Regions from separate parts of the Homo sapiens genome. Here region 1 is linked to region 2. The links are chromatin contacts, found by Hi-C or POLR2A ChIA-PET in ENCODE. All regions are on one chromosome and are shown on one strand. Each heading gives the region's core, a stretch centred on a gene start or an enhancer-like site at or near the end of the contact. The rest is flanking DNA. Distances are from core to core; before and after follow the strand shown.

Evidence for each region. Hi-C counts contacts between places; a loop is a spot of excess contacts on that map. ChIA-PET counts read pairs that join two places held with the same protein, here RNA polymerase II (POLR2A). Pooled maps may share reads with other maps.
Region 1: a loop to region 2 is called in a map of Caco-2, with 8 times the contacts of the local background. The contact joins the promoter of ZNF280D here to the enhancer-like site in region 2. A Hi-C loop is called at or near these places in 4 of 168 maps with a recorded cell type or tissue (Caco-2, K562, endothelial cell of umbilical vein and 1 more), 2 of 37 single-sample maps with no recorded cell type and 13 of 50 pooled maps. POLR2A ChIA-PET finds 5 or more read pairs at or near these places in 12 of 52 experiments (A549, BJ, K562 and 7 more).

The regions. Positions count from the first base shown.
Region 1 is chr15:56,731,591-56,736,685 of GRCh38, reverse strand. It overlaps ZNF280D (zinc finger protein 280D), which reads left to right and starts at 3,177. Exons shown (of 22, transcript NM_017661.4): 1 at 3,177-3,228. RefSeq lists a silencer at 3,158-3,427.
Region 2 is chr15:56,769,736-56,774,990 of GRCh38, reverse strand. No RefSeq gene overlaps it. Among named protein-coding and RNA genes, the nearest start is that of ZNF280D, 39 kb to the right of the region's middle. Within about 2 kb of position 1,955, at least 2 of the 41 ENCODE cell types and tissues checked have a DNase peak (open chromatin) inside an H3K27ac peak, as active enhancers do.

The DNA of each region.
Region 1 (5,095 bases), core at 1,928-4,427, 40 kb after region 2:
TAGAACAGGCTGAGAATGTAAGTCAGAGAAGCTCATAAAAAATGGTGGGAAAGCTCAGACCGTAAGTCAGGAGAACCAAAAGAACGGCGTTCTAGAGGCCAAGGGCGTATGATGTCAGAAGTTTGAAGGACGATGTCAGAATCATCCAAATAACTTCCTGTGTGCTGATTCTATTCTCATGAGTCATCTTTTGTAATTTGGCCTCTCACGTAAATGTTCCTTTGAATGAAAATACATTAACCAGCTTTTTGGTCTCCATGGCAGTTGTGTTTTTCATGAACAACAACAAAAAATAATTGCAATTTTGGCTTACACATGTGTCTCAGTAAGTTTGGTTGGTATGAATCATCCCCCAGGATTCAAATTAGTTCTGGAGACTGGCAACATTGAGCTTTTGTCTCTACAAAGTGAGGACTAGACTCTAGAATACAGAGTGCAATCTTCTCTTTCATCCTGTTATAAATAAAAATAATAGGATGCCATCATTTTATTATTTTTACTTTTTATTTTCATAGGTTTTTGGAGAACAGGTGGTGTCTCGTTACATGAATACGTTCTTTAGTGGTGATTTCTGAGATTATGGAGCACCCATCACCCGAGCAGTATACACTCTACCCAATGTATAGTCTTTTATTCCTCACTCCCCTCTCACGCTCTCCCCGGAGTCCCCAAAGTCCACTCTATCATTACTATGTCTTTGCATCCTTATAACATAGCTCCCACTTACGAGAACATACAATGTTTGGTTTTCCATTCCTGAGTTACTTCACTTAGAACAATGGCCTCCAATTACATCCAGGTTGCTGCAACTGCCATTATTTCATTCCTTTTTATGAGGATGCCATTATTTTGGACCAAACTCCTGCACTAAGCCCCAGCAGACTAGACTAAAAACCAACATGGAGTTACCCATGCTCACAAAACTGAAACTGAGTTGTTATGTGGCCTTCTGAGAAATCAGGAGAGAGATAACAGCCTAATTTCCCAAACAGGCCAGTTTAAACCTTCAATCCCCATGATAATGAAGTTCCCTGTTTTAAGTCGTTTTTGTTTGTTTTTGAGACAACGTCTTGATCTGTTGCTCAGGCTGGACTGCAGTGGCAGGATCATGGCTCATTGCAGCCTTGAACTCCTGGACTGAAGGAATCCTCTTGCCTCAGCCTCCTCAGTAGCTGGGACTACAGGTACACACCACCACACCTGGCTGCTGTTGTTCTTACAATATTAATCTGGAGTAACCTGGTATTAACCAATCAGTTTTCTTTCTATTATTCTGTCTCAGTGCCCCACCTTACAAGGAAAGTAACTTTGAAAAGACCAACTTGTTTTTTGTTGTTTCTTCTTTCTTCAGCCCATTTTCTGTCTATAAAGCCAACCACATCTGCTCCATTCATGGGAACACCTATTCTGTTTTACTGAATGAAGTGGTGCCTGAATCTAGAATTGCAATAAAGCCAACCGAGATCTTTAAATTTGTTGTAATTTCACCTGACACTGTAGCATGCTTTGCTAACCTTTAGGGACATTTGAAAAACGATGTCTTAAGAATGTTCCAAGATTTTGGAATTTTTAAACTTTCCATGTTTGCTGTTTTGACTATTTTCTGTCTTTTCCTGTAAGGTTTATTTTTCAGGGCCAGCAGAAAAGGGAAAGCTGGGTAGATGATCCCAGGCCCATGTGGGAGAAGGATAGGTCATGGTTACCTCCAAGTACACCAGATCTGTAGGAGTGATCCAGGTGGTCTTTGGGGAAGATTAATTTGGGGGCAGTAATCAATATGGAGACTACAGTAATGATAAACACTTGAGAAAAACTGGGGAAAGCCAGATGAGAGAGAAGAAACTGAATTCGAATAGGAAGATGAATTAGCAAGATTCAGTGATTGAACAGGGTGTCTGTTATGGATCCTAACAGGCAAGATTTCAAGTCTTGGTCACTCACAAGCTGCACCAGTAATGCCATTGCTCTTGAGAAGACAATCAGTTTAGGAAACTTTCCTTACAGATCAGAATACAACCTTTAGCAAGTATTTACGCAAGCAGTATCTTGGCAAGTGTTCTTCTTGTAAATTTCTTATACTTCTCGTTGTCAAACTTTAAAAAATGCTATTACAGGTTAATATGCAGATGGCAGAGTTAGGAATTAGAGTGTGCAAGTTAATCATTCTAATTGGGTCACTCTTGTCATAGCCAACTAAAAGAATGGAGAAGCCAGTGCTGGGGGAAGCCCTCAGGGCACATAACATTGCTCTAAGAATGGAATTCTCAGCAAGCCTGGCTGCTGAAACCGCCTGCTGTAACCTGAAACAGGTTTTATCTTCAGGTTTTAGCTTCTCAAAGAACCTGCTGCAGCTGTAGGGCAAGCTTTACCAAGCCCCTTCCCTCACCAGTCAGAACTAACCAGCTACCCAAAACTTTACTAAATGTCAACGAACTTTCTAGAAAAACAATAGATAACTTTTTTTAAAAAATAAAACCCCCTAACTCCTCTTTGTTCTTCTGACATACTGAAGACCACCCTGTATGTGTAAATAACCTGAACTTGCAATTCCTGTGTCCCAAATAAAACGCTAAATGTACAGATTCGTCTCTTCGTATTTGACCTCGACAGGGAACGCAAGCAAAACCACACATTTAAAACAGACTTGGTAAAATCAGCTCGTTATTTAAAGAAACGGACGATTCCTTTTTCTCTCCTGGTTTAGTCTTCGACCCACAGGCCCCTTGCTTCTTTCGAACGGCGGCTGTATCCCATGACCTTTTCACTTTCCAAGCCAACGGACTGGGGGTCGTTACACACGCGGAGGGCCCGGAACGCACGGCTCCTCGCCTGCAAATTCCGAGCAGTCCGGATTTTGGGGCTGCCTCCCGGCCACACCAGCCAGCAGCTCGCACCCACATGGAGGCAGGGCCCTGGCCCTCGCCCCGGACCGGCGCGTGGCGGGGCGCGTGGGTCTTCGAGGGCCCGCGACGCGGCGCACATGCCGGTGCCCGCCTCCCGCGTCGGCGAGAAGACAGGGAGCTCGGACACGGGGAGGCTGACCCGGAGCCTACCCATGAGGCAGCGCGCCGGCTGCACGAGAGCCCCCCCCTTTCCACGGCTCGGCTGCCAGCTCCGCAATGGGAGCCGCCGCCGTCGCCGCAGTGTAGTTTTTCGTGCTCCTCCTTTTCCTCCTCCTCTTTCTCCTCCTCCTCAGGGCTCCAGTCAGGCCGATCCGCTCCGCTCACGGTAAGCGCCCCCCCGCCCCCGCCCGCCCTGCGCTGCAGCAGGCAGAGGCCCTCCCGCGCGGCCTGCGCCGCCTCACTCCGGGGGCGCTGGACTGGGGGTCTTGAGGCCGGCGCGGGTCGTCGGGAGCGCCCAGAGCGCGGGGGAGGAGACCGGCTGCGCGGCGGCGGCCGGACCGCCATCTTGCGTCGGCCCAGGCGGGGGAGGAGGTATCCCGGCGCGACGCGGCAGCCGCCTCGGCTGCTGCAGGCCTGGGCCGCGCAGGCCTTCGCCTTCTGCTCCTCCGCCACCTCCTCTCCCAGGCGTGTGCGCCTGTTTGTCCCCAGCCTGGTTTTGGCTTTTCTCTCTGGAGGCAACTCCCTTTGGTACATTTTGTGCCGATGTTTGGCCAAGACCCATGGTCCTCACACCACAGCCCACCCCCGTGTCTCTTCAGTCGTAGGAAAGGAGACCAAAGGGGATTCGGGATTTGCAGGCACAGGGCCCCTCATTTTGCCCAGATGACCGGTCGTTCCACGTTTGCACCCTCATTTTTGTCAAAGAGACCTCCCCTCCTCTGCCATAGAATTCCCGTTATTGTCTACAGAAGAAGGGCCCTGAGGAGAAACGTGGAGTTGGAGACAAAATTTTCTGAGCTTTGCAAGGTTCACTTACTGAGACGGAAAGAATGATCTCACTCTGAGGTTTTAGCCTGCTCCAGCGATGGAAGGAATTCCTCCCAACTTATCGCAAGTTTTAACGCTTTTAAGGAGAAATCTGCTGGAGAGGAAAAACGTCAAGGTGAACCCGCTTCTGCAAGCACGGGAGACCTTTGGCCAAAGGCCTTTGTTTGCGAAGATTTGTTAAAAAAAAAAAAATCTGTCATCTTAAATATTTGGCTTTATTTTCAGGTTTGGACAGAATTTGTCTTTTTTAGTGCCATGAAACATAAAATGGAACGCTAGAAGGACAGTTTTAAAGCACAAAAGCTGCCTCTTAGCATCTGTAAGGTGTCCTGCTTTGGGGGACTGCTGTGCCAACTCCAGCTGTCTCCACGCAGAAACTTAACCAGGGAAGGCACTGGTTTGCTTATACCATTGTTAGGGCTGTGTGCCTCTGATGTTTTAACATCACTACAAATACTGTTGTAATTGTGTCTTGCTTTTGTGCCTTTCATTGATAACCCCTGATTTGTATCTCTTAGCCCCTTTTGAAGTGGTCTGGGTTGCTGGAATCATTTTGCAGGCGAGGAAACAGAGCCTCAGGGAGAGGACTTTAATGAGGTCACTGACTAGGAAGAGCCAAGGCCAATTATATTAATAGAACCTTAGGTCTTCTGACTCCTTCTCCGGTGCTCAACTCTAGTATATACCATTTTTGTGGGAATGAGGTAGATGAGAATAGGCAAGGAGGCTCACTTAAAGATTTTAAGAAACATTACTCAGTTGCCCTTTCGTTGATATTTTTATACTTTACTTTTGAAATGCGGTTGTTATGTTGCCCAGGCTGGTCTCAGACTCCTGGGCTCAAGCTGACCTCTCACCTCAGCCTCCGTAGCTGGGATTACAGGTGTGCACCATCTAGCCTGGCTTTTATATTTTTATTCTCGAGTTAATTTCTTAACTTTGCAACTTGCTATTTTTTTCGAAAATATTGGAAAGTTAAATAGCCCATTTGAACACTTAGTTTTAACGCTACCTTTTTGCCATATTTGCATTTTTCCACTTATCTCACATTCTGTTTTCTGAACGTTTCAAAGTGCATTACGGATATGACAGTTCAGCCCTAAATGCTGTATGTGTGTCAGTATGTATTTTGTAAGAGATCAAGGCCATTTTTCTGTGTAACAATACCGCAATCACACTTAAGAAAGTGAAGAATATTCCTTAAA
Region 2 (5,255 bases), core at 706-3,205:
TGTAGCTTATAATTTAGGTAAAAGCTTAGTTCAGAGCACAAGGGGGTTGAATAATGAAAAATAATTCATTTAGTACTGAACGAATTGAGACAATGGGTGTAAATTGCACTAAATCTAAAGTGGAAGAATCCTACGATGAATGCAGTAGCAAAATATAGATTGTCAAAAGGTAGAGATTGCCTGTATGAGTAGAAGATTCCTTCCTGTTCAGAGGGTGGAGGGGCTTCAATTACACTTAGGGAGCAGGGACCAGGTCTGAGAGAGAAAATATTTAAATGATCAGTGAACAATCTGACTAAATGCTACTTATTTGCATATGTATTCTGTTTACTTTGGTTCCCCCCACTTGATCACCCTTCATACATACTGCGCAGGGTTTTGAAACATGGAGCACCAATAGAAAGTCAGCCAAAGCGATAGACTTCTAGGTTGCACAGTTTAGCTTCCTCTCAGTTGTTTCCTATCTATAACTGTCAATGTGGTTTTGCTCTTCTGTGGTGGATATTCAGAGTTCTTCTCTTTCTCTCCACTACATATCATTGGTGACTGATCCTCCTTTCATGAGGAAGATAGTTTATGAAGAAAAATATGGGGCCAACACTCACATTCTAGAGCTTCTTATCAGGAATATTCTTTTCCTATTAGAAGAGGAGAGGAAAACGGGAGAAGGGTAGAGAGGGAGAGATGAACTCATAGAATTGGTTGGCTAGCTTTTATGTACAGGAAGGCTGCGTAACGTGAAGTGAGAACTATTGCTATGTGTATTCCCATAATGAAAACAACAGAAAGTATCTTTTTGTAAAAAGAAAACATTTGGAATAAGAACACAAAAATTAAGCAGTTGAAAGCTTAAACAAGTCAGGAAGGGTGTATTATTCAGTACTGTGATCAAGGAATTCAGGAAAAAATAAATGATCTGTTCCTTCCTGATCCTTAGGACCTATTAATAATTAAGCCTCCTTTTGTCCACTCTTCCCCGACTAAAGAACTTATAGAAATGACACTCGTTCTACCTCATTAGACCAATCAAATATGTTTCCTTAGATAGAGAGGGGAATCTTTTCCCATCCCAAGCATCATTATATATCAAGAGAAATTAGTCACCTGTGTCTATCACAACCTTCCCACCCCATCCTCCACCCCAATGTGCTCTCATTATTCTTTTTTGAGTGCATTCTTATGGTCTCCCATTACAGGAACCTTAAAGCTATTATGGAATTTTAGTATACCTGTATCCCTGTAAGCTCAGTACCCTTAATGATTCCTTTCTAAACTACAGCCAATGCCAGGCACCCTATACAAATGCCTACAGCACTGCTCTAGGGACTCAGGAATTCTACTTTCAGCTTTGAACCTTCTTGTTCTGGTCTGAAGTATCCCATCATCTGCCTTGTCGCCATACGCTTGGACTTTGTATTGGCCAGCTAACATCTTCAGAATGATACATCAGTCAGATGGAATTCCTGACTTTCTATTTTTGCCTGTGGCAGTGTTTATTGAATAGCCCAGGACTCCTAAATATGAGCTCCAATTCTCCCCCACACTGACACCCAAGTCTAGTGCAATCATTCCCAGTCTACTCAGTCTTTATACCGTTTACTCAACCTCTTGCCTTTTCTTGGAAGCAACAAGGTGTAGTAATAAAAGCAATACTGCCATTGGAATAAAAGGAAATTGTTTTAACTCTCAGCTCTACTCTTTCCTAATCATAGAAACTGGAAATTTACTTAAGCGCTGTGAACATTAGTTTTCTCATTTGTTATGCGTAGAATGCTAATGCTTGCCAATTCTTGGGATAGTTGTGAGGATCAAATGAAATAATGTGTGTTAGGGAATTGCCCTGGAAAGCCTCTTTCTGGCTTTGAAGTGCGAAATGAACTATGGAGGAGGTATAGAGCAGAAGATACTGGCAGCTGCCTGATCTCTGTCTGTGTGTGCTGGATCCCTTCCCTTTTTGTTTACTCAAGCATTTTGTTCCTGGAACTGCCCTCTCTGTCTCCCACACCATTAGTTTGTCTTTCTCTATTGGGTAATTCTGGTCAACATACAACCATGCTGTAATAGCTCACATCTGTAAGACTTCACAACAACAAACCTAGACCTTCTGTTCCCCCACCAGGTGTAATTTGTCTGCTCCTCTTTATAATGTTTATTTCCTCCTGCTCTTTATTTTTCAAATTATTATTCAAAACATTTTTCTTTTCTAGAGACAGGGTCTCACTCTGCCAACCTAGCTGGAGTGCAGTGTTGTGATCTTGGATCACTGCAGCCTCGAACTCCTGGCTCAAGGGATCCTCCCATCTCAGCCTCTGGAGTAGCTGTGACTACAGGAGCACAGCACCACACCTGCCTATTAAATTTTTTTTTTTTGTAGAGATGGGTTCTCATTATGTTGCCCAGGCTGGTCTTGAACTCCTAGCCTAAGGGATCTTCCTATTTTGGCCTCCCAAAGTGCTGGGATTACAGGCATGAGCGATCATGACTGGCCTTCCTCCTGCTCTTTATTTAACCTACTCTGTGTTAGTTTGGGTACTCTGAAAAGCAGATACCAAGATGGAATTAGATGGGTAAGAAATTTATTGGGGAAATATCTGTGGAGGATAAAGGGAGGGTGGAGGAGTACCTGGGGAGTGCCTTTAGACTATCATCCAGGCCTGATACCTGGGAAAGGAGAAGGGGAAGGAAGGATAACTGGGAAGGAAGAGTCTCAGACTGTAGCACAGTTCTCGTTTTCCTTCATTTCACAGATAGACTAGGATTCTTTGCTAACACCTCCTTGTTGAAATCTCTAAATGTTGAAATGCCCCAGGACTAGGTCCTCAGCTTCTTCTGTATGTAGACTTACTCCTTTGGTTATGTCTTCCAGCCCCATAGTTTTAAGTGCCATCTGTATGGCAATGTCTCCAAAATTTACATCTCCAGTTGAAAGCTTTCTTTGAGCTTCAGAATTGAAGATCCATCTGTATACAAGACAACTACTTGAAATCCTCTTAATTGTCTAATAGGTCTCAAAACTTGAAATGTTCAGAACAAAACTTCTGATTTTGCTGTGAGGATAATTACTACAGTGGGCAAAAGTAGAAGAGTGAGACCAGATAGAAGGCTATTGCCATAATCCAGGTGAGATACAGGTGAGAGATGATGCGGGCTTGGATGAGTGGTGTAGGGACTTTGTAGATGATTAGGTTACAGACCTGGAGAAGAGGGATTATCCTGGATTATCAAGGTGGGTCCAGTCAAATCACCTAAATCCTTAAATGTGGAGAGGCTTTCCCGGCTGTGGTCAGAGATGTTGTGACAGAAGGGTCAGAGAGACGTGATGTTACTGGCTTTGAAGATGGAGGAAGGGGGCCATGAGCCAAGGAATGAAGACACCCTCTAGAATATAAGAAAGGAGAAGAAACAGTCACATTTCTGACCTAAAGAATTATGAGATAATAAATTTGTGTGGTTTTAAGCCACTAAGTTGTGGTAATTTGTCATATCAGTAACCAGAAACAATCACAGCATGTGTGTCCCATTCCCTGTATCAAAAGCAGGTAAAGACATTAAATGAAGTTCAGAATTGTGATTATTTATGGATATGGGTATTCAACTTTCTGAACTGAGATCATATTTATGGTTAAAATAACACAGGTCTTTCTAGTACCTTGGAGTGGTCATAAAAGTGATGAGCTTTCCATATGTGCCTGCAGGGATGAGAGGAACATCACCCACTTTATCTCATCCCGACTGAGTTAAATTTTAAGGACAATGATAAGTAACTTTTTTGTTTTTGTTTTTTTGCAGATGGAGTTTCACTCTTGTTGCCCAGGCTGGAGTGCAAAGGTGCGATCTTGGCTCATTGCAACCTCCACCTCCCTGGTTCAAGTGATTCTCCTGCCTGAGCCTCCCATGTAGCTGGGATTACAGGTGTGCACCACCACACCCAGCTAATTTTTGTATTTTTAGTAGAGGTGGGGTTTCGCCATGTTGGTCAGGCTGGTCACGAACTCCTGACCTCAGGTGATCCATCCACCTCAGCCTCCTAAAGTGCTGGGATTACAGACAAAAGCCACCGCCCCCGGCTGTAACTTTTTTTTTGGTAAACGGTAAACAAAATGAATACATGGACATGCAGGGACAATGGCACTAAATCAAGGTGGACAACAATATGACTCAAAGAACAGACCACATTGCAGAGAACATAAGCAGACCTTAAGCAATTTAATCAGAAAAACTGAGATGGCTACAGCCCAGTGAAATAGATGGTGTTTAATAAGGTTACACTATAAAACATAGCCTTCCTCAAATTAAAATTTTAAATTTATTAATTAAATTTGAGCTAGAAGTTACTCTTTTAGCCAGAAGGTAAGATGAAAGGGAAAAGTGCCAGAGAAGAGATATGAAATGCACAGAGCAGAAACTTGCCACACAGAGGCAAAGAAACCATTCCACTTAGAAAGTTCCAAGTGGCATTTGAGAGAAAGGATATTGGAGGGTATTAAGAGGGAATAACTGTGAAAATCCCCAAACGGGGTCTGAAATTCCTCTGGCAGCAATCATGGAAAGAGGAATACTAATGTTATAACCATTGTTTCAAAGCCTGGTAGGCCGAAGTTCACTAACCAATATTTGCATGTTTGCATGGGGCACGAATGAATAGCATTTGCAAATTCCATGTTTAAAGTTCCCTTGTTTAGAAATCTGACTTGCTTGATTTATGTCTCCTTAATCTACTTAGGCGAAGACCTTTCCTTGTGTTTTAATATCAAATAGGCTTTAGCATAGACTGGTCTAACGGGACTTTGCTATTGGTGGAGGCTTAATAGGGCATCAGGAGATTATAAGTAAATTTCATTAGGAAGCTACAATCTCTACCTCAGGAAAGATTACATATATATACGTGTGTGTATATACATACATGTATATGTGTGTGTGTGTGTATATATATATATATATATGTAAAAAAGTCAAACATATATACTTTGTAGGGGGTCAGGATATCCCCAGCTTTGCTAGAGGAATATTCTAGAAATACCCTGCAGGGATTACCTGAAGGTTTCTTATATTCCATCTACTGTTCACCTCCAGTTATGAACAAGCTACATAAACTTAGAGCCCAGGATTGCTTGGATAATTGAAGTTTTCCACTTTCAAGCAAACAGCTGAAAAGATCATGGCTAAATATAATTATTGTTTGGACAATGGATTTGATAGACAATAAAAGAGCATATTAATCACCTTTGACTGGTAGGTAATATTAGTTGCTGGTA